Linked DNA regions of Homo sapiens: all the other regions are linked to region 1. A link is an interaction called in ENCODE POLR2A ChIA-PET data of the cell type or tissue named here. Cell type or tissue: HepG2. All regions are shown on one strand. Region 1 holds the start of LOC124901674 (a long non-coding RNA gene). Region 2 has its middle 60 kb from the start of MDH2. Region 3 holds the start of LOC124901679 (a long non-coding RNA gene).

Region 1 (8,000 bases):
GTCAACTAGGTAATGCATCAAGATAAAAGTAGAGACAATAGGGGCATCTTGATGAATATCGAATTTTTTTTTTTTAGACAGAATTTTGCTCTTTTTGCCCAGACTAGAGTGCAATGGTGTGATCTTGGCTCACCACAACCGCCACCTCCCAGGTTCAAGCAATTCTCCTCCCTTGGCCTCCTGAGTAGCTGGGACTACAGGCATACGCCACCACGCCCAGATAATTTTGTGTTTTTAGTAGAGAAAGGGTTTCTCCATGTTGGTCAGGCTGGTCTCGAACTCCCATCTGAGGTGATCCACGTGCCTCAGCCTCCCACAGTGCTGGGATTACAGGCGTGAGCCACCGTGCCTGGCCAAATTAACAAATTTAACAAAGCAGATAGAGAGAAACAATTACTTTAAAAAAATAAAAAATGGCCTGGCGAGTTGGCTCATGCCTATAATCCCAGCACTTTAGGAGGCCGAGGTGGGTGGATCACAAGGTCCAGAGTTTAAGACCAGCCTGGCCAAGATCGTGAAACCTTGTCTCACCTAAAAATACAAAATTAGTGGGGCATGGTGGTGGGCACCTGTAATCCCACCTGCTTGGTAGGCTGAGGCAGAGAATTGCTTGAACCTGGCAGACGGAGGTTGCAGTGAGCTGAGATCGCACCACTGCACTCCAGCCTCGGTGACAAGAGTGAGACTCCATCTCAAAAAACAATATATATATATATACGTATATATGCGTGTGTATATATACACGTATATATGTGTGTATATATACGTATATATGTGTGTATATATATGTATATATGTGTGTGTATATATATACATATGTGTGTGTATATATATATACGTATATGTGTGTGTATATATATACGTATATATATGTGTGTATATATATATCTATTCAATTAAACCCCTAAGATCCAGGGATTTGCAATAAATATGTAAATAAATCCCAAATATCTATGCTGAATGTTTAAAATAAATGCTAATTGATAATTAGAGAAATACAACTTTTCCTTAGCTTTCTAGCAATCTAGAAACAAAGAATGTTTCTAATATTTAGACAGACACTACAAAGTACCTTACAAGGAGAGACATGTAAGGATGGCATGACTCACCAGCAGCCCTGGGCTTGTCCACAGTACCCCCATGATGAACAGTAACTCCATTGTGTAAATGCTCATGAACAAACTATCACAGGACTTTTCCAGTTCAGACACACCATATTTTCTTTCAGACAATTCTTCAACTTGTTTACGTAGATCAGCAATACAATTATTCCATTTCTCTGAAAACTGACCAAAAGTTGATTCTCAATACATCCCTATGTCAGAGCAGCAATAACATATAATGACTTATTTTCTATATTTTACATCCTAACAAACCATATCATTTTACTGCTTTCGAAAAAAATTTTCCCCTTTTTGGTGGTTCTTAGAATTACTTTAAAGGGAGACTATAAGAGAAGTTTTAAAGTTTAGTACCTCTTTTTAGCCTTTTAATTCTGAAAAGCAGGAGGGCAGAGAAGATCAACCAAATTAAACACAACAGCAGGGAGGCCACAATGAGGACGTCTCCAGGGGTCTTTTAGCAAACTTCCTAAAACATGTCTCAGCTGTGTGGAAATAAGATTTTACGGTGGTGGTGCGGGCCTGTAATCCTAGCATTTCAGGAGCAGAGGCAGGGCAGATCGCTTTGAGCTAAGGGCAACACGGTAGAAACCCCCCTCCCCTCCCCCACCCCCCAGTCCCACCCCCATCTCTACCAAAAATACAAAACTTAGCCAGGCGTGGTGGCAGGCGCCCGTAGTCCCAGCTACTTGGGAAGCTGAGGCAGGAGAATTGCTTGAACCCAGGAGGCGGATGTTACAGTGGGCCGAGACCACGCCACTGCCAGCCTGGATGACAGAGCAATACTCCGTCTCAAAAAACAAAAACACAAGGTTAAGAGGGACCCCAGACCTTACATATACAAGTTTAACTGGGACCCCAAAGCAAAAAATCCCAACCCTTTTTCTCCCAATCACTGAAACACCAGGAGGGTGTAACAGTTTTGTAGCCTAGCTGTAGTAGGCTGATGCCCCCAAGATGCCCATATCCTAATCCCGGGAACCGGTGAACATGACCTTATATGGCAAAAGGGGCTTTGCAAGTATAATGAAGTTAAGGGTCTTTGGCCAGCTTGTCCCGGCAGGGTTTATGTACTCACCTGGATCCTCGTAAGAGCACAGCAGGTGATGGAGAGCGGTGGGAGGTGTAGTGATGAAAGCAGGAAACTCGAGTCATTCCAGAAGGGCAGCACAAGCTAAGGAGTACAGGCCGCCTCCAGGGCCAGGAAACAGATTCTCCCGCAGAGCCTGGGAAGGCACTGACCCTGCTCCCACCTTGACTCAGTGGGACTGATTTTAGAATTCTGGCCTTCAGAAATGTAAGGGAATACCTCTGTGCTGTTTTAAGCCACTAAGTGTGTGGTAATTTATTGCAGCAGCAACGTGAAGCCTCAAAACCCACCTGAAGGGGCCAGGCGCAGTGGCTCACACCTGCAGTCCCAGCACTTTGGGAAGCCGAGGTGGGCAGATCACTTCAGGTCAGGAGTTCCAGACCAGCCTGGCCAACATGGTGAAACCCCGTCTCTACAAAAAATACAAAAATTAGGCAGGTGTGGTGGCACATGCCTGTAATCTCAGCTACTCAGGAGGCTGACACATGGGAATCACTTGAACCCGGAGGGGGCCGCGGGGGGACGGGGGAGGGGGGATGGAGGTTGCAGTGAGCTGAGATTGCGCCACTGCCCTCCAGCCTGGGTGACAGAGTGAGATTCCGTCTCAAAAAAAAAAAAAAAAAAACCCACCTGAAGAAGGTTTCCAGTTCTGCCAGCAGTCCCCCACCCAACCCCCAGAAGCAGACATTCCTTTGCTGTGGGCCATGAACAGGCAGAAGGAAGCGCCTCCTCATGGCAGAGGCCTACCCAGGAGAAACCCAAGGGAAGGCACTGCCGGGCCAGCCCCTCTGCCAAAGCCATTTTCTTTTTTCTTTTTTTTTTTTTTTTTTTGAGACACAGTTTCACTCTGTCTCCCAGACTGGAGTGCAGTGGCACAATCTCGGCTCACTTCAACCTCTGCCTCCCCAGTTCAAACGATTCTCCTGCCTCAACCTTCTGAGTAGCTGGGATTACATGAGCATAGCACACCTAGCTAATTTTTGTATTTTTAGCAGAGACAGGGTTTTGCCATGTTGCCCAGGCTAGACTCGAACTCTTGGCCTCAAGTGATCCACCTGTCTCAGCCTCCCAAAGTGCTGGGATTACAGGAGTGAGCCACCGCACCCAGCACTCGTCAAGGTCTTTGATGGCAGGTTTTTCCAGGTGATCAGTTCTTGTCTGGTCTGGCTCTGTCCCACTCTCCCTCTCACCAAGTTGGAACCCCTAGCTAGTTTTCAGATGGGAAGAATGTGTACCCCAATCCCAACTTGGTATGGTTCAGATCTGCATTTAACTCATGAAGCCTGGCTGCTCCCCAGGTCCTGGAGAAAAAAAAGGGTCTCGCTGCAGGTATGATACAGGACGGGCCTATCCCCAGGACCCGCCTGTCCCCAGGACCCTGTAAGAGGGAAGCCCAAATTCCCACCAGGTTGGGAGGGCTGGGGAAGGGAAAGTGTTATGGTAGCCCCAAGACTAAAAAGAGGCAGCAGAGGGAGCAGGACAGTGCTCCCAGGTAACTCATGCCGCTGCCTGAGTGAGGTGAGGGAAGAGTGCACCCACTGACGTCAGGGGGCAGAGAGGCGCGCTTCCAGGGCGGCTTTTCCCCTCGCTTCTTGCCATTTTACTCTGATCCCCTCCAGGTGAGCCTGCCCACTTTGGGCCCAGGGTTGCCGCTGGGGCCTGTACCCAAAAGCAGCCCCCCGTGGCCATGGCCCCAGGAGTGGGGCAGAGCAGGGAGGAGTCCTGGACCGAGGAGACGCAGGGGCAGGAAGGAATGGGCCTCAAACTCCAGGAGGGGGCCCTTCTCATGGGTCCTGCTTTCTGGCCTCTCCTCTCTTACCCCTGGGCTGATCACCCTGGGAAGAACTAAGCCAAGGTTTCTCACCCTCAGGTCCGAGGGGTTCAATTAACGGGCCCTTAGGGAGGTGCGAGCCTCCTGAAACGATGCAAGGTGCCTGGCCTAATTTTTATATTTTTAGTAGAGATGGGGTTTCACCATATTGGCCAGGCTGGTCTCGAGTTCCTGACTTCAAGTGATCGGAATGCCTCGGGCACACAAAATGTTGGAATTACAGGCGTGAGCCAACGCGCCCGGCCAGCCCTATTTATTTAAGCCTATACATTTTGCACTTGTTAAAAGTATTTGAACATACAATTACCATGTTTTCTTTAAGCGGTCCCTCCCTGTTGCACACTTGGATAGTTTATTTTTTTAGACAAGGTTTACTTCAGTCTCGCAGGATAGAGTGCTGTGATGGGATCATAGCTCATTGCAGCCTTGAACCTTGGGGTTCAAGTATCTGGGAAGCTGAGGAGGGACTACAGAGATGGAGTCGCGCCATGTTGCCCAGGCCGCTCTTTAACTCCTGGCCTGAAGGGATCCTTCCGCCTCGGCGGAGCCCGGACATAGTTTTCTAGTTTTGACCCACAGAAACACTGTGCTGGGTCGGAGTTTGTCAACTACCCTTCTCCAGCCAGCAACACACAGAACATGGCGGGGAAGTCACGGTCACCAGGCTCCAAACCGAGGAGAAAACAGCCCAGCTCCAGGCACTGTAGCGTCACTGTGACATCGCCGAAGGCCGGCGCTATTACGTCGCCGGAAGGCCCGCGCCTGTGACGTCAGCGGAGGCGCGCCCCTTCTGTAGAACCAATCGGAACTCGAGGCGCGGCGGCTGGGTATTCCAGGAGAGCGCATGCGCAGACGCGTGGCCACAGACTGCCGGTCAGTGTCAGTAGGCGGCGGGTTAGTGTCCGCAGGCTCCGACTCGGCCGCCGACACCAATAAGCTACAAGGACGAGCTTTACCACTGCCTGTACTACTGCTACCTGCGCGACTTCCCAGCCTGCGGCGTAGGGCGCAGCAAGGGCCTGACGCTGAGCGAGTAGGCGCTGCGCACCAAGCGGCTGTGGCCCGGAGGGCACTGTCGGGCAGAAGCTCCTCAGTGGCCACCACAAGCCCGCTAGCTCCGGCTACAGCCCTTGCCGCACACTCGCGTCACCTGAGCCTGTGTAGGTGCGCCCCCCCAACTCCTCCCCCAGCCAGGTCCCGGGGACACCGGCAGCGTCCCCCACCGCCCGGCGCCGCTCATTCTGGGCAGGATCGGCCCCGTCTGAGGCTACACCGCATTAGGGAGCTGCACCCCTCGGCTTGACCTCTCATGGCCTTTGCAACAACATCAAAGCCTTTGGAACTTTGTAGGGGGTACGAGGGGCTAGGAAACCAAGAAAACATCTCTTTAAAAATATAAGCGATCGGGCCGGGCACGGTGGCTCACGCCTTTAATCCCAGCACTTTGGGAGGCCGAGACAGGTGGATCACGAGGTCGGAAATTCAAGACCATCCTGGCCAGCATGGTGAATGCCGTCTATACTAAAAATAAAAAATTAGCCGGGCGTGGTGGCGGGCACATGTAATACCAGCTATTCGGGAGGCTGAGGCAGAGGCAGAGAATTGCTTGAACCCGGGGGGCGGCGGCTGCAGTGAGCCGAGATCGCGCCACTGCACTCCAGCCTGGGCGACAGACCGAGACTCCAACTAAAAAAAAAAAAATATATATATATATATATATATATATATATATATATTTGGAGCCCGGGAGGTTGAGGTTACCGTGAGCTGAGATTACGCCACTGCACTTCAGCCTGGGTGACAGAGGGAGACCATGTCTCTAAAAAAAATTACATGTGAGTGAGAGCTTTTCTTCCAGTGCTCATGCTCAGACTGAAGAAAGTAATTGGGCCGGCCTGGTAACTCACGCCCTTAATCCTAGCACTTTGGGAGGCCGAGGTGGGCAGATCCCTTGAGCTCAGGCGTTCCAGACTAGCTTGAGCAACATGGTGAAATTCGGTCTCTACAAAAATACAAAAAATTAGCTGGGCGTCGTGGTGGGCGCCTGTAGTCCCAGCTACTCAGGAGGCTGAGGCAGGAGAATGGTGTGAACCCGGGAGGCAGAGCTTGCAGTGAGCCGAGATCGCGCCATTGCACTCCAGCCTGGGCGACAGAGTGAGACTCCATCTCAAAAAAAAGAAAATGGAAACTTTTGCCAGTGATTCCCTTCCTTCAAACTAATGATAAGGAAATGACGCTGTTCTGTTTTGTTTTCTTTTTGCATGTTTTTTTTTCTTTTTTGAGAGAGGGTCTTGCTCTGTTGCCCAGGCTGGAGTGAGGTGGCGCAATCATGGCTCACTGCAGCCTCGACCTCCCAGACTCAAGCAATCCTTTCCCCAGCCTCCCAAGTAGCTGAGACTGCAGGTGTTTACTACCACAGTTGGCTAATTTTTGTATTTTTTGTAGAGACAGGGTTTCACCATGTTGCCCAGGGTGGTCTCAAACTCCTGGGCTCAGCTATCCTCTACCCTCGGCCTCCCAAAGTGCTGGGATTACAGGCGTGAGCCACTGTACCTGGCTGATGCTGTTCTTTTCAAATGCATATTTACTTTTTTTTTTTTTTTTTTTTTTTTTGAGATGGAGTCTCACTCTGTCTCCCCAGCTGGAGTGCAGTGGTGCAATCTTGGCTCACTGCAGCCTGGTCTTGAACTCCTGACCTCAGATGATCCACATGCCTTGGCATCCCAAATTGCTGGGATTACAGGTGTGATCCACCACACGTGACGATTTTGCTCATTTTAGATACTAGAACTTGTTAATTAAAAAAATATATATATTTTTTGAGCTGGAGTGCAGTGGCATGATCTCGGCTCACTGCCACCTCCGCCTCCTGGGTTCAAGTGATTCTCCTGCCTCAGCCTCTCGAGTAGCTGGGACTACAGGCACATGCCACCATGCCCAGCTAATTTTTGTATTTTTAGTAGAGACAGGGTTTCGCCATGTTGGCCAGGATGGTCTTGATCTCTTGACCTCATGATCCACCTGCCTCGGCCTCCCAAAATGCATGAGCCACTGCGCCCAGCCAAAAAAAAATTTTTTTTTGAGGCAAAATCTCACTCTGTCATGCAGGCTGGAGTACAGTGGCACAGTCACAGCTCACTGCAGCCTCGACTTCCTTGACTCAGGTGATTCTCCCACCATAGTCTCCAAGTATCTGGGACTACAGGTACACGCCAGCACACCTGGCTAATTTTTGTTTGTTTGTTTGTTTTTTGAGATAGAGTCTCACTCTGTTGCCCAGGCTAGAGTGCAGTGGCGTGACCTCGGCTCACTGCAAGCTCTGCCTCCTGGGTTCATGCCATTCTCCTGCCTCCACCTCCTGAGTAGCTGGGACTACAGGTGCCTGTCACCACGTCTGGCTAAATTTTTTGTATTTTTAATAGAGACAGGGTTTCACCGTATTAGCCAGGATGGTCTTGATCTCCTGACCTCATGATCTGCCCGCCTCAGCCTCCCAAAGTCCTGGGATTACAGGCATGAGCCACCGCGTCCAGCCCACACCCAGCTAATTTTTTTTTTTGTATTTTGTAGAGAAGGTGTTTTGCCATATTGCCCAGGCTGGTCTCAAACTCCTGGGCTTCAAGCGATCTTCCAGCCTCAGCCTCCTGAAGTGCTAGGATTACAGGCATGAGTCACTGCTCCCAGCCTTTTTAATTCAATTTAAATTATAAATGTGATCGCTATAGAAAATATGTGTATTATTTATCTGCTGCTATGTAACAAATTACTCCAGACCTAGTGGCTTAAAATAAATACTTAGGGCCAGGCACAGTGGCTCATGCCTGTAATCCCAATACTTTGGGAGGCCGAGGTGGGCAGATGGCTTGAGTCCAGCAGTTTAAGATCAGCCTGGGCAACATAGTAAGACTCCATCCCTACAGAAAATGCAAACATTAGCCAGGCGTGGTGGTGCACACCT
Region 2 (8,000 bases), 58 kb before region 1:
ATAGGGACAAGCAAAAAAAAAAAAGTCACTTGTAATTCCATGACTCAATGGATAACATTAGTAGTTGGGTATATATAATTCCAATATTCAAAATATATATTTACTTTCTTAAAATATAAACACACTATATGTACTGTGGTGTAATCTGCTCTTTCACTTAATGTATTGTAAAAATACCTTTCATGTCAAATATTCTTAATTTTTTTTTTTAATTGAGACAGCGTTTTGTTTTTGTCACCCAGGCTGGAGTGCAATGGTGCAATCTCCACGCACTGCAACCTCTGCTTCGTGGGTTCATGCGATTCTCCTGCCTCAGCCTCCGAAGTAGCTGGGATTACAAGCATGGGCCACCACGTCAAGCTAATTTTTTGTATTTTTAGTAGACACAGGGTTTCACCATGTTGGCTAGGCTAGTCTAAAACTCCTGACCTCAAGTGATTACCCGCCTCGGCCTCCCAAAGTGCTGGGATTACAGGCATGAGCCACTGCACCAGATTTTTTAATGGCTGCATACATTTCATCATATGTATGTATCATAACATTTAATGAATTCTATTATGGGATACTTAGGCTGTTACAGGATTTCCCTGTATACATTTTGTTAAATGAACATCCCTACAGCACATTTATTTGTAGAATCATGACTGTTTCTTAAATCCCTAGAAGTGAAATTTCTGGAACACAGTTTGCATAACTTTAAAACTTCAAATGCCTGTTACCTAATTTGAGCAGAATTTTTACTGCAATAATCAAGAGTCCATTTGGCCAAATGTCTTATCTATGACAACACCTGCAAAAGTTCAAATATTGATAACTATAAGTGAATTTGTTGAGAGTGACTGAAATCACTACAGAATGCAAAGTTGCTGTAAAAACTTTACTAAAGAGTGAACTGGCCGGGCATGGTAGCTAATGCCTGTAATCCGAGCACTTTGGGACGCTGAGGTGAGCAGATTGCCTGAGCTCAGGAGTTTGAGACTGGCGTGGACAACACGGTGAAATCCCATCTGTACTAAAATACAGAATTATCTGGGCATGGTTGTGGGCCCATCACCATGACACCCGGCTAACTTTTTTGTATTTTTAGTAGAGACAGGGTTTCACCATGTTACCTAGGCTGGTCTGGAACTCCTGACCTCAAGTGATCCACCCGCCTTGGCCTCCTAAAGTGCTGGGACTACAGCTGTGAACCACCGTGCCTGGCCTGGTTTTTGTTTTTTTTAATATATATATTTATATATACAGGGTCTTACTCTCTCACCCAGGCTGAAGTACAGTGGTACAATCATAGCTCACTGCAGCCTCAAACTCCTGGGCTCAAGTGATCCTCCTGCCTTACCCTCCTAAGTAGCTCCTGGGACTACAGGCATGCAACCTCATCTCTACTAACAATAAAAATTAGCCAGGCGTGGTGATGCACGGGAGTCACCCCTGCTTGGGAGGCTAAGGCAAGAGGATCGCTTAGGCCTAGGAGTTAGAGGCTGCAGTAAGCTATTATCACGCCACTGCACTCCAGCCTAGGTGACAAGAGTGAGACCCTGTCTCAAAATAAAAAATAAAAAAAGAAGTTTGAATATAATTATCTTTTTTAAAAAAAGACAATGGATTCTGTTACTATTTCATTATTGTCAGTACAGAGAAAATGCTCATTTTTAAAAACCTAGATGAGGGGTAGACCAGTAAACATCATTTGTACACACAGGACCTGCCAACCCACCAGGCAAAAAAGAGGCCTCCACTGAGCAAGTCTAACTGCTAGATGCTATGTCATATTTAAACTTCATGAGATCTGGCCAGGCATAGTAACTGATGCCTGAAAATCCCTGCAGGCCAAGGCGAAAGGGTTGCTTGAGGCCAGGAGTTTGAGACCAGCCTGGGAAACAGCGAGACTCAGTTTCCACAAAAACTTTTTTAAAAATTAGCTGGGTGTGGTGGTGTGTGCCTCTGGTCCCAGCTGCTTGGGAGGCTGAGGCAGGAGGATCGCTTGAGCCCAGGAGTTCAAGGCTGCAGTGAGTCATGATCGTGCCACTGCACGCAGGCCTGGGTGGCAGAGTGAGACTCTGTCTCCACAATAAATAAGTAAACATCGTATGATCCGTACCAGGGTACAGGCAGGTGTTATCCCCACTTTTCATCCTCAACTCTGAGTTGAGTCATACATCAACTCTGATGACTTTTGTTTGCACTCCCCTTAAGTCATCCACAGGAACAGCTACTTTACATAGAAAAGTCAATCTCAGAGGGTTGACTAACTTGCCCAATTACTGAAAAAGGTAAAGCTTCAATTAGCACCCAGGCTCATCTGATGCTAGTATTCCCTCTCCACCCCTCCATGTGGCTTCTCTTTATTTATTTTAATTTTCTTTGAGACAGAGTTTCACTCGTTGCCCAGGCTGGAGTGCAATGGCGCTATCTTGGCTCACTGCAACCTCTACCTCCTGGGTTCAAGCGATTCTCCTGCCTCAGGCTCCCAAGTAGCTGGGATTACAGGTGCCTGCCACAATACCCATTTAATTTTTTGTACTTTTAGTAGATAGGGGGTTTCACCATATTGACCAGGCTGGTCTTGAACTCCTGACCTCAAGTGATCCACCCGCCTAATCCTCCCAAAGTGCTGGGATTACAGGCATGAGCCACCGTGCCTGGCCTTGGCTTCCCTTTAATAAATCACCACTCAATTTGATGTGGAGGCTCTGTTAGTTCGCAAAATATAATGAGTGGATTATTTCCAAATCCACTTCCTCTGTTTTATCTATCAGTGTAATCAAGGGCCAGGGTCTTCCCTTGTTCTTGCCTCAAGGTGAAACAGAAGTGGCTTCCCTGTGCTCCGCAGCAGGTTAGACCTAGGCTTAAATCCTGAAGAGTGCTGAGACTCCACTGCACACTGCCATGCCGAGGCCCCTGTGATGTGTCTCGACAGGGGTCCTCTCCCTCCAAGCTCCATGAACCCCAGTGCTGGGACCCTGGTCACCAGCCTAAACTTAGTCTCAGAGTTCAGTAACCTTTAGGAACCCTGAAGCCCGTGACTTCTCACACCCCTGCCATCCTATTCTTAGTTCTCTGTCTGTATTAACTCAATTAATCCTGACAACTTTTGATGCAGAAACTATTGTTTTTTATGTTTTACAGGTGAAGAAACTGAGGCTTGGAGACGCAATGCAGCCTGCCCAAAATCACATGGTTAATAAGTTGCAGAACTAGAATTCAAACTCCAAGTCTACCTCCTGGACCCAAGCTCTTAACCCCTGTGCTATGAGCTAATAACATATGGAGAATTTTGATTATTTTCCTTAGCATTTACCACCATATAACATAATATGCATTATACTTATTTATCTTGTTTATGCCTGTCTCTCCCACTAGACTATAAGCCCCACGAGGGCAAAGATCTTTATTAACTGTATCAGCATCTAGAATAGGCCCCAACCATAGAGTAGGCACCCAGTACATATATATATATATATATACACACACACACACACGTTTATACACACACATATACATACACATAGATATATAATTTTGTATTTATATTTTTGAGACAGAGTCTCTGTCGCCAGGCTGGAGTGCAGTGGCGCAATCTCGGCTCACTGCAACCTCCGCCTCCTGGATTCAAGCCATTCTCGTGCCTTAGCCTCCCAAACAGCTGGGATCACAGGCCTGCGCCACCATGCCTGGCTAATTTTTGTATTTTTAGTAGAGACGGGGTTTTACCATGTTGTCCAGGCTACTCTTGAACTCCCAGCCTCAAGTGATCCACCCACCTCAGCCTCCCATAGTGCTGGGATTACAGGTATGAGCCACCAGGCCCAGCCGACATCCCCTGCCTTGATACAGATATTCACAGCTTCCTGCTTGAGGAAATGTTAATGGACCAAGAACACAGTCCCCCTATTCCTTGGAGATTTCAGAGATTGAAAACAATCTCAAACACCAAACACAACTTACCAAAAGCTGCCTTGAGGGAGATGGATAGGTGAGGTCACCACATTCCTCGTCTTTCTGACACCACAGAGAAGCTTCCACTCTAAGGAAGCAGAAACATGAGCTGTTGCTTTCTCTTAAGGTTTGAAACTCAGGTGCCTTATTTCCCCCAATGTATTCTTCCATTAGTAGGTAGTAAGTATAAAGCAAAACAAAATAAGCAACTACCTGATCCTCTTTTGAATGGCAAGATCTTTCTTCTCATCATCAGTGAGCCGAGATCGTGCCACCACACTCCAGCCTGGGCAACAGAGCAAGACTCCTTCTCAAAAAAATAACAAGTCAGTGGATGTCATCTTTCCTCATTCCTCCCAGGGGTGCGCATTTTTCAGCATTCCCCAGTCACATCTTTCACTAGCATTGGATTGATGACATTTCCCATAGCACCCAGTCTTCCAGGCTCACTGGGGTTCTGGACAGAACGCATATTTACAGAGATGAGTCATGATGTACTTTTCAATCTGATCCATTATCTTCTCAACCCTTTCTGGAGGCACTGAAATAGCCAAACAGACAGAAAAGCTCAAGAGAGTATATATACTCCTTGTACCGGTAGTAAGTAAGCCACTCCTTGTACTGGCAGTAAGCCTAAAAGTACTCACAGATTATATTAATCCTTCAGGAGAGTAAAATCTATCCATTAATATTATTTCCAATATCCACTGTTGCAGGATTTTTCCTTAGTTCAGCTAAAGATGGGGTCCTTGTCCGTCTCAAGGCCACAAAAATTTAGGCTCGCAGACGGTTTGAATAGTGAGTAAGACAGGGTTTTATTGGGACTCTCACAAGGCCAGAGTCCCTGCTAGAGTGCTTTCCGCCAGCAGCTAGAATACTGGGTTTTACACAGTAAGAAGACGTGCCAGGCTCCTCCCCACTATCAACAGTGCAAACATCCTGAAGTTCCACCCCAGTGCACAGGCCGGTTGGAGTTTTTCCGGGGAGCTCCACCCCACTGCACAGGCCGGTTGGAGTTTTTCCGGGGACCCCTTCCTACCTAGCAGTCTCACCATGACCATCTCATTCTTTTTGCTACATCTACATATTATTAAATAGATTTAATGCATGTTTTGATAATTTACGTATTTTATGGACACTTCTATTTATCTAACCCACTGAACATTTTTGGTGGCTTTATAACATTCCATTATATTAACTGACTTATTCGACTCTCCTCTACCACTGTGCATTTAGGTTGATTCCCCTCTTTCACTGTTGTGCATCATAGCTATAAATAATTTTGTAAGGACTATCTTCTTTTGGGTTACTTCTCTGTGATACATCTCCAAAAGTGGCATTAACCTCTTAATAAGAATAAACAACTTTATAGTGCTAAGTATCTATTGCTAGCCACACTCCTCAGAAACTCAGTGCACACTGTCATTAACCACGTGTATGCGCTTATTTCCCTATGGCCCTTACAACATTGGGCTTGATAATTTGTATTTGATTTTACTGATTTTATATGTAGAACATACGTATGTATTCCTCACTTTCTGCCAAAGAATATTTAAAGTCTATTTAAAAGATAAATGCAGTTCAGCACAACAGACTAGAAAATAAAAAGAATAACAAATAACTGTAATCCCAGTGCTCTGGAAGGCTGCAGCTAGAGGATCGATTGAGCCTAGGAGTTCAAGACCAGCCTGGGCAACATAGTGAGACCCCACCTCCAGTAAAGACAGATAGATAGATAGATAGAGAGAGAGAGAGAGATACATAGATAGACAGACAGATTATGATAGATATTTTAAAAATTCTTTAAAAACTTTAGGCTGGGTGTGGTGGCTCACGCCTGTAATCCCAACACTTTGGGAGGCCAAGGCGGGCAGATCACAAGGTCAGGAGATCGAGACCATCCTGGCTAACATGGTGAAACTCCGTCTATATTAAAAATACAAAAACAAAATTATCTGGGCGTGGTGGCTGGCGCCTGTAGTCCCAGCTACTCAGGAGGCTGAGGCAGGAGAATGGTGTGAACCTGGGAGGCGGAGCTTGCAGTGAGCCGAGACTGCACCACTGCACTCCAGCCTGGGCAACAGAGTGAGACTCCACATCAAAAAAAAAAAAAAAAAAAAATCACACATGGAGAGAGACCTGAAGCAGAGCCACAGATGACAAGACAGAAATGTTCTCCTGGAATATGTCTAAATTAGTCAAGAGTCAGCCCATACATCTGTCTCTAACTAAACTTTTTAGCAACCATCACTAAGATGAAAACAGTCACATAATTCAGGGTTCAAAACATGAAAGCAAACTAATTCTTCAGGTGAAATTCTGACACCAAAATCAGAAATTTCTCCCAAGGGTTCTCACAAGGATGTCACAGTAGAAGAGCATGAATAAGGCCAAGAACAAACCCCCAGAACTGGCTGTCTCAGACCTCATCTACACAGGCCACTGACATCACACGCCAAGCGCCAATACATCCTGTGGAAGCCCACAGCAGTCTGACCGTCTGGCTTAACTCTAAAAGGATGGCAGGACACTTGGGGTCAGAGGCAGTCACCTCATTCCCTCAGTGAAAATGGCCAAGCACTCATGGCACTTTGTGATCACCTTGACTGCAGCCCTAATCACTGTCAACTAGTTACTCATATACATGTCATTTGGCTGAATTAAAATTGATCCCTCATCTATAAAAGCCTAGGTACTACCTTTAGTAAAGTTTAGATATTTCACTGTATTAAGCTCTTATTTATATTCATGACTTCCCATGTTTTTTATTGCACAGATTTTTAAAAAGTTAATATTATTAAGCCTTTTATCTGGTCATTAAAAACAATTCTTTTGGCCAGGCGCAGTGCCTCACACCTGTAATCCCAGAACTTTGGGAGGCCGAGGCGGGCAGATCACCTTAGGTCAGGAGTTCAAGACCAGCCTGGCCAACATGGCAAAACCCCGTCTCTACTAAAAATACAAAAATTAGCTGGGCAGGCTACTGCACACCTGAAATCCAGCTACTCGGGAGGCTGAGGCAGGACAATCGCTTGAACCCGAGAGGTGGAGGTTGCAGTCAGCCAAGATTGCGCCGTTGCACTCCAGCCTGGGCGGCAGAGCGACACTCTGTCTCAAAAACAAACAAACCAAACAAACACATTTTTTGTAAGTTTTTAATTTTATTTCTCTTTTTATTTTATTTGTTTTTTAATATATAGAAACAAGGTCTCACTATGTTGCCCAGTCTTGTCTCAAACTCCTGGGCTTAACTGATCCTCCTGCCTTGACCTCTAAAAGTGCTGGGATTATAGGTGTGAGCCACCATGCCCAGGTAAAACAATTTTTTGATAGTTCAATTTTTGCTTCTCTCTACAGCTGAAATACGTATCCTAAGGTACTGTTCATATATATATATATATTTTTCTTTTCTTTTCTTTTTTTTCCCCCGAGACGGAGTCTCGCTCTCTCACACAGGCTGCAGTGGTGTGATCTCATTGTAACCTCTGCCTCCCTGGTTCAAGCGATTCTCCTGCCTTGGCCTCCCAAGTAGCTGGAATTACAGGCAGGAACCACCACGCCCAAGCTAATTTTTTTTTTTTTTTTTTTTTTTTTTGAGATAGTCTCACTCTGTCCCTAAGGAGTACAATGGTGTGATCTTGGCTCAGTGCAACCTCCACCTCCCGGTTCAAGTGATCCTCCTGCCTCAGCCTCCTGAGTAGCTAGGATTACAGGCACCTACTACAACACTCAGATAATTTTTATATTTTTAGTAGTGATGGAGTTTCCCCATGTTGACCAGGCTGCTCTCAAACTCCTAGCCTCAACTCATCTGGCTGCCTCGGCCTCCCAAAGTGATGGGATTATAGGCATGAGCCACCATACCCAGCTCATATCCTAATCTACTTTCTTCTCAATTTTTTCATGTCAAGCTCTTTAATTTGGCTGGAATGTAAGGTGCATGGTATGAAACACAGAACTAAAACTCTATACAAGTGTATCTGTCATCACCATCAGCAGTTAGTAAAGCACAACCTTGTTCCCCCTCGTCCTCACAGGTGTCATGTAACTTGCTCCTGAGA
Region 3 (8,000 bases), 94 kb after region 1:
TGACCGAGAACTTAGTCATGCCTGGATTCAAACCTGTCTCTGTGAATCTGTTACAGGAAAGGGATTTGATCTAAACCCCAAGAGAGGGTTCTTGAATCTCACTCAAGAAAGACTTCAGAGGGAGTCCACAGTGCAAAGCAAAAGCAAGTTTATTAAGAGAGTAAAGGAACGAAAGAATGGCCACTCAGGCAGGGCACAGTGGCTCATGTCTGTAATCCCAGCACTTTGGGAGGCCGAGGCAGGTAGATCACCTGAGGTCAGGAGTTCGAGACCAGCCTGTCCAACATGGTGAAACCCCGTCTCTACTAAAAATACAAAAATTGGCCGGGCGTGGTGGCAGGTGCCTATAATCCCAGCTACTTGGGAGAATGAGGCAGGAGAATCGCTTGAACCCTGGAGGCGGAGGTTGCAGTGAGCCGAGATCACGCCACTGCACTCCAGCCTGGGCGACAAGAGCAAGACTCTGTTTAAAAAAAAAAAAGAATGGCTACTTCATAGACAGAGCAGCCCCGAGGGCTGCTGGTTGCCCATTTATATTGTTATTTCTTGATGATATGCTAAACAAGGGGTGGATTATTCGTGCCTCCCCTTTCTAGACTACAAAGGGTAACTTCCTGACATTGCCATGTCACTCTCATCACCATCTTGGTTTTGGTGGGTTTTGGCCGGCTTCTTTTTCTTTTTTTTTTTTTTTGGAGTTTCATCCTTTTTGCCCAGGCTAGAGTGCAATGGCATGATCTCGGCTCACTGCAACCTCCGCCTCCTGGGTTCAAGCGATTCTCCTGCCTCAGCCTCCCGAGTAGCTAAGATTACAGGTGTGCGCCACCACGCCTGGCTAATTTTGTGTTTTTAGTAGAGACAGGGTTTCTCCATGTTGGGTCAGGCTGGTCTTGAACTCCCGACCTCTGGTGATCCGCCCGCCTCAGCCTCCCAAAGTGCTGGGATTACAGGCGTGAGCCACCCGCCAGGCCCTTGGCTGGCTTCTTTACTGCAACCTGTTTTATCAGCGAGGTCTTTATGACCTGTATTTTGTGCTGACCTCCTATCTCATCCTGCGACTCAGAATGCCTAACCTCCTGGGAATGCAGACCAGTAGGTCTCAGCCTCATTTTATACAGCTCCTATTCAAGATGGAGTTGCTCTGGTTCACATGCCTCTGACAAATCCAAAACTCATGTTCTTAATGCTCTGCCGATCCAAGCCCTTTTCCCTATTGCTGTAGGAGGGGAAGGGGTGAGCCAGGTGGACAGCACCCAGAAGTAAGGGGAGCTCTGCTGAAACCAGGGCTAAGCCTCCATCTTGGTGGGGGAGGGCACTGTCTGAGCCAGCTTGGATAAAAAATGGAAGGTCGGGGCCACCCCCCTAGAGACAGGTCTCTGGAGGGTCACTTCCAGGCTTGTTCAATTAAAAAAAAAAAAAAAAAAAAAAGAAGGCCAGGCATGGTGGCTCACACCTATAATCCTAGTACTTTGGGAGGCCAAGGCAAGATAATTTCTTGAGCAATCCTCCTGGGTTGAGGCCAGGAGGTCAAGACCAGCCTGGGCAACATAGTGAGACCCCATCTCTACAAAAAAAGTTTTTTTTAATTAGTTGGGAGTGGTGGTGTGCTCCTGTAGTCCCAGCTACTCTGGAGGCTGGAGTGGGAGGATCGCTTGAGGCCAGGAGTTCAAGGCTGCAGCGAGCTGTGATGGCACAACTGCACTCCAGCCTCGCGACAGGGTGAGACCCTGTCTCAAAAAATAAAATAAAAAATAAAAAATAAACTGCACAGCACCTATGACCTCAGCAAATTCTCCCAACAGCCCTGGAATGGAGTTATCACTCTCACCTTCGAGAAGAGGCTCACAGAGGGACACGGCAGGCTCCAGGTCACAAGGCGGCTCAGGACAGTGCAGGATGAGCCCTTGTCTGGAGCTTCAAATCTCATGCTCTTGCCTCCAGCCCAGCTACCTCTAGAAAAAAAGAAGCGCTCTGAGAAGAGCCTGTAGGGAGCCAACATCTGTGGCAGAGGCTGGCTGGGGCTGCGGGAGCAGGGACAGGAGGTGTCTGGTCCCTGCTGAGCGAAAAGGAGAGTTCTGTAAGATGGATAGGGAGTATTGGAGGCCCCCACCCTCTGCCACCAGGCTTGATTGATGAGCACAGTCCTGCTGCCAGAGATGAGCAGGGGGGGCCCCTGGAGGCTGCAGAGGGGAGGGCGAGGAGAGGCTATGAATATTTCAGCGACAGAGGCCGGGCTGGAGGAAAGGAGGGGAAGCGGGGCAGGGAGGCACTCAGCCAGCGGGAGGGGGCTCAGGGACTAGGACACCCAGGTGAGGAAAGACCCACATCATTGAGCCAGGGCTCGGGGAGGGCGGAGATAGGCCAGGAGGAAGGGGCTCTTTAAGAAATTAGAGTTTGCCGGGCGCGGTGGCTCACGCCTGTAATCCCAGCACGTTGGGAGGCCAAGGTGGGTGGATCACAAGGTCAGGAGTTCAAGACCAGCCTGGCCAGCATGGTGAAACCCCGTCTCTACTAAAAATACAAAAAATTAGCTGGGCGTGGTGGTGCATGCCTGTAGTCCCAGCTACTCGGGAGGCTGAGGCAGGAGAATTGCTTGAACCCAGCAGGCGGAGGATGCAGTGAGCTGAGATCATGCCACTGCACTCCAGCCTAGTCGACAGAGTGAGACTCCATCTCAAAAAAAAAAAAAAAAAAAAGAAAAAGAAAAAGAAAAAAAAAAAAGGAAGAAATTAGAGTTCGCCGTGCGCGGTGGCTCACGCCTGTAATCCCAGCACTTTGGGAGGCCAAAGCTGGCAGATCATCTGAGATCGGGAGTTCCATACCAGCCTGACTAACATGGAGAAACCCCATCTCTACTAAAAATACAAAAATTAGCGGGCACCTGTAATCCCAGCTACTCGGGAGGCTGAGGCAGGAGAATCACTTGAACCCAGGAAGCGGAGGTTGCAGTGAGGTGAGATTGCAGGAGACTGCAGCAGGCAGAGGTTGCAGTGAGGCGAGATCGGGCCCCTGCACTCCAGCCAGGACAACGGAGTGAGACTGAAAAAAAAAAGAAAGAAAAGAAAAGAGAAATTAGGGTTCAGTGAGAGAAAGGAGGGGTGGGGATGGGGTTCCCAGAATAGGACAGTAGGGTTAGGGGCACAGGGATCAAATGGGGGGTTCACTGAGGGGGAGGGCTTCAATGAATGGGGCTAGGATATGGAGGGGATTCAGTGAAGAAGAGGAGCCTCATCTAAGGAGTAGCCACACACACCCCACCCACGACTGCAGGGTGGCTCATGCCTGGAATTCCAGCACTTTGAGAGATCAAACGGGAGGATCGCTTGAGGCCAGGAGTTCGAAACCAGCCTGAGCAACATAGTGAGACCCCGTCTCTGCAAAATTTTTCAAATTAGCCAGGGTAGGGGTCCACGCCTGTAGTCCCAGCTACTCAAGAGGCTGAGGAGGAAGGATCGCTTGGGCCCAGAAGTTCAAGGCTGCAGTGAGCTATGATCCCACCGCTGCAACCCAGCCTGAGCAACAGAGCAAGACCCTATCTCCAAAATTAAAAAAAAAAAAAAGAGGAGGGGGCTTACTGAGATGGTGAGAACTCAGAAGGGGTGCGGGCTAAATAAGGGGCTCGGTTATCTCCTTCTTTTTTGCAAAAGATTGTACCGTGAGGTCGGGGACCTGTAGGGGATGTGCCCCGTTGGGTTCCCCAAATCTCTGCCTAGCCCTGTAAGGCCAGGGGCCGCAGTTACCCCTCGCCCCTCCCCCAGCCGGGTAGCAGCCCGCAGACTTGCGGGGCTAGGTCAGGCCCCCTGCGCCGAGAAAAGGGGTGAAGAAAAGTCGTCCCGAGACTGGTGGTGAGCGTCCCTGTCGCCGGCAGTGTGGCGGAGACCCCGCGGCTGACCGAGGGCGCTGAGCCGGGCCTGGAGTACGCGCCCTTTGACGATGACGACGGCCCAGTGGACTGTGACTGCCCGGCCTCCTGCTACCGCGGCCACCGCGGGTACAGGTCAGCGGCCGCCGCGGCGGGGGTGGGGGGCGCGCGGGGCTGCCCCCCCTCACCGCCCCCACCCCCGCCCCTTCTCCCCCAGGACCAAGCATTGGTCTAGCAGCTCGGCATCGCCCCCTCCCAAGAAAAAGAAGAAAAAGAAAGGCGGCCACCGGAGAAGCCGGTGAGAACCGCGCCTGACCGGAGCGGGAAGGGAGGAGGAGGTGGGGTCTCTCCCCGGATGCCCGTCCCTGGCTCACAACCATGCAGCATTTGTGAGCCCCGCCCCTCTCTGAGCCCCTCCCTCGCCCTCCCCGTGCCGTCCCCCGACTAGGTGCCCTCCGGGTAACTGAACCCACCCCAGGCCTCAAGCTCCTCCCCTCGCTAGGCCCCGCCCCTCGACAAGCCCCTCCCCTTCGCTAGGTTCCGCCCCCCAAGGAGCCCCTCCCCTTCTCTGGGGCCCGCCCCTCACCGAGCCCCTCCCCTTCTCTAGGACCCGCCCCTCATCGAGGTCCTCTCCCCACTAGGCCCCACCCCTCATCGAGCCCCTCCCCTTATCTGGGATCCGCCCCTCACTGAGCCCTTCTCTAGCACCTGCCTCTCACTGAATCCCCCAGAGCCAGACTCACTGACCGGGCCCGTGTGTTACCAGCACCTGCTCCCAGTCCCCCTCTGCCCTCCCAGGGGTCCCGTGCCCACCAACACTAGTGCGAGTGGCCCTGGGGAGGAGGGGCCTCATCTGCCATCCCCGAATCTCTCTGTCCACCCTCCCCTGTCCTGCGTGAGACCCTGGCAAGTGTCTGGGGCCCCAACTAACCCCATCCATCCGTCTGTCCTTTCTTCCTGGCATCTGCCCTCAGCAAAAAGAGGAGACTGGAGTCCGAATGCAGGTCAGTGGGGACAGAGCTGGCTGGGGCCAGGGCGGGGGATGTCTGTGGGTGGGAGAGATTCCAAGGCCATCCCCCAGAGGCCGGAGGCCTGGACCCTCAGGGCCTGCACCTGGACACTGCCAAGGTGCAAGTTTTGCCCCTACAGAGGCCGTGAATCCCACCGTTGGAGCCTCTGACTTCTGGGTTTGAAACTATCTTTGCCCACAATGCCAGGGGGGACATTGTTGTCCCCACAATTGTGGGGACAACATAGGCAGCGCCATCAACTACCCTGAGGGACCTTGGCGACCCTTGGGGCCTCGGGTCACTCTGTACAAGGGACCTTGGGCTTCCTGGCCTGGAATTCCCTTTCCAGCTTCAATGTCCCAAGCACCCAGGTCTCTCCAGCCATTTCCAGCCCCCCACCCCCCACCCCAGCTCACTAGAGCCCACCTCCCTGTGTCCACAGCTGTGGGAGCTCCTCACCCCTCCGCAAGAAGAAGAAGAGTGTGAAGAAGCATCGCCGAGACAGGTACCCTTGCTGCCCCCACCCTGGGGCCTCCTCTTCCTCCCGTGGGGCCCAGGGCCAGGGCTGTGGCCCTCCATAGGTCTCCCCTGGGCCACCCCAGGCAGGCTCAAGAGAACTCCTTTATCGCCCTACAGGTCTGATTCTGGGTCCCGGAGGAAGAGACGGCACAGGTGAGCGGCGCTTTGCAGAGGACATGGTCAGTGGTCCCTTAAGGACCAAAGCCCAAAGGACGCAATGATGGGAGGGGGTTTTGAGGGTCCCACAGGGCTCCATCCTTCAGCTCCAGGGTTCCTTCCCACAGCCAGGCTGCGGGGACAGGGCAGTGGAGAAGGAGCATGAAAACCAACTGTTTGCAACCCTTGCCTGCCCCATGCATCAGCCATGACGTGGTGACCCCAAGAATTTCTAGACAACATGGCAGGTCCAATGCCCAAGGGGTGTGTCTGTCTGTGGAGGTGCCAGTTAGACAAGCAGAAACACCGAGACCCTGAATTTGCAGGGAAACAGCTCGCGAGGCAGGAGGACCTCTGTGAGCTGGGAGGGCTCCATGGATAGGAGGCAGGGTCGGGGAGCTGTGGCTAGAGGTAGAGTTTCTCGGGGACAGGTGCTAGCCTCCCAACAGGTTTGACTGCCAGGTTATGGAGCCATCCTCCACCCAGGAGGGCTGGGGGTTAGTGTGGGGGAGCTCTGAGCAGGGCAGTGGCTTGTTCAGGGTGGACTGGGGGAGGGGAGAGGAAGTGAAAGGCAGGAGTCCAGGTGGAGGCAGAGTGGTGCAGGAGAAGAGGGTTGCTGAGAAAGCAGAAAACAGCCTGAGCCAGGCACGGTGGCTCACACCTATAATCCCAGCACTGTGGGAGGCTGAGGCAGGTGGATCGCTTGAGGCCAGGAGTTTGACACCAGCCTGGACAACATGGTGAAATCCTGTCTCTACTGAAAATACGAAAATTAGCTGGGTGTGGTGGCAAGCGCCTGTAATCCCAGCTACTCGAGAGGCTGAGGCAGGAGAATCACTTGAACCCGGGTGGCGGAGGTTGCAGTGAGCCAAGAGATTGCAGTGGAGTGCACAGCACTCCAGCCTGGGTGACACAGCGAGACTCTGTCTCAGAAAAAAAAAAAAAAAAAAACAAAGTCTGGGTGTGGTGGCTCATGCCTGTAATCCCAGCACTTTGGGAGGCCGAGGTGGCTGGATCATTTGAAGTCAGGACTTTGAGACCAGCTTGGCCAACATAGTCAGTCTCTACTGAAAATACAAAAATTATCTGGGCATGGTGGCGGGTGCCTGTAATCCCAGCTACTTGGGAGGCTGAGGTAGGAGAATCGCTTGATACTGGGAGGAGGAAATTACAGGGAGCTGAGATCGCACCACTGCACTCCAGTCTGGGCGACAGAGCAAGACTCCATCTCAAAAAAAAGAAAGAAAGAAAGAAAGAAAAGAAAAGGAAAGGAAAAGAAGGGAAAAGGGAAAGGAGAGGAGAGGAGAGCTCGGAAGGAAGTTGTGGGGCAGTCACATTCCAGAGGTGGCATCAGAGCCAGACCCCCTTCCAGCAGCCCAGAGGAAGGGCAGAGTCTGGAGTTCCTTCTTTGTAGTGGGAATTTGCCAAGTAGGGGAGGAGCCTACATAAACACCTAATCCTGCCCCTCCAATGTCCCCAATTTTTCATCTTCCCCTGGCCTCCCAGTGTCTATGGATCAGTGTGGGTCCCTACTGCCCCCAAGTGGCCACCATTAGCTTACACACACCCTCTGGCCAGCTCCCATCCTTCCTGGACAGGTCCTAAAAGTGAACTAGGAATAGACCAACTTCCAATGGGGAGACTGAAGCCCAAAGCAGGCTCCAGCACCCAAACCCATAGCCTCCGGGCCTTCCCCGCAGTCACTCTGCTCCTGTGGGAGCACATTTCTGTGTTCCTTAGTATGGCTTTGTTTTGGGGTCAGAAGGACTGAAGGGATCTGGTGGCACCAGGGAGGATGGGGCTGAGGATTGGGGTTGGGTGAGACCTTTGAGGGCTAACCAGAAGCTTCTCAGGCCTTTCATCAAAGGTAGAGGGTGCTGGGTTGGGGGGCTTGCCCCAGAGGGCTGGATGGGATGTGACAGGAAGCTGTGGGAGTTGGGAGGGGGCAGCCCTGCAGATGGATCCAGAGATGTCATTCAAAAGCAGGGAGATTGGCCAGGCACGGTGGCTCACATCTGTAATCCCAGCACTTTGGAGGGCTGAGGTGGGCAGATCACTTGAGGCCAGGAGTTCGAGACCAGCCTGGCCAACATGGTGAAATCCTGTTTCTACTAAAACAAACAAACAAACAAACAAAAAATAGCCAGACGTGGTGGCAGGCTACTGTAATCCCAGCTACCTGGGAGGCTGAGGCATGAGAATTGCTTGAACCTGCAAGGTGGAGGTTGCAGTGAGCTGAGATTGTGCCACTGCACACCAGCCTGGGCAACAGAGCGGGACTCTGTCTCAAGACAAAAAAAAAAAAAAAAAAAAAAAAAAAAGCAGGGACATCATGCCCTTGGGAAAGCATTTCTTTCCTAAACCCCTGGTGAGCTGGCCTAGGGCTGGGCCAGTCTGGGAGCACACGGAGGAAGGGGGCACAGGAGGTATGATTATCAGGCCACACCCCAATA

What was found. ChIA-PET counts read pairs that join two places held together with the same protein. Peaks named below come from ENCODE experiments on the same cell type or tissue, not always from the same donor. Only the 100,000 strongest peaks of a DNase experiment are listed, where the experiment ranks them.
Region 2: POLR2A ChIA-PET joins it to region 1 with 12 read pairs; 8 of 35 experiments call an interaction of 5 or more read pairs at or near these places.
Region 3: POLR2A ChIA-PET joins it to region 1 with 11 read pairs; 12 of 35 experiments call an interaction of 5 or more read pairs at or near these places.

Annotation. Positions count from the first base shown.
Region 1 is chr7:76,161,812-76,169,811 of GRCh38, forward strand. It overlaps LOC124901674 (a long non-coding RNA gene), which reads right to left and starts at 2,577. Exons shown (of 7, transcript XR_007060385.1): 1 at 2,200-2,577; 2 at 1,476-1,606; 3 at 1,110-1,286. In HepG2, no CTCF peak of the experiment used is centred here; DNase peaks (open chromatin) are centred at 1,140 and 4,890; H3K4me3 peaks cover 712 bases.
Region 2 is chr7:76,104,283-76,112,282 of GRCh38, forward strand. It overlaps the pseudogene GTF2IP7. Among named protein-coding and RNA genes, the nearest start is that of MDH2, 60 kb to the left of the region's middle. In HepG2, no CTCF peak of the experiment used is centred here; DNase peaks (open chromatin) are centred at 2,129, 4,399 and 4,839; H3K4me3 peaks cover 4,853 bases.
Region 3 is chr7:76,256,038-76,264,037 of GRCh38, forward strand. It overlaps SRRM3 (serine/arginine repetitive matrix 3), which reads left to right. Exons shown (of 15, transcript NM_001110199.3): 4 at 3,869-3,997; 5 at 4,080-4,160; 6 at 4,837-4,866; 7 at 5,315-5,377; 8 at 5,509-5,544. LOC124901679 (a long non-coding RNA gene) reads right to left here and starts at 3,559. Exons shown (of 3, transcript XR_007060392.1): 1 at 2,882-3,559; 2 at 1,829-1,952. RefSeq lists silencers at 4,154-4,448, 4,433-4,512 and an enhancer at 5,401-5,924. In HepG2, CTCF peaks have their summits at 2,183 and 7,083 (motif pointing left); DNase peaks (open chromatin) are centred at 4,294 and 7,074; H3K4me3 peaks cover 776 bases.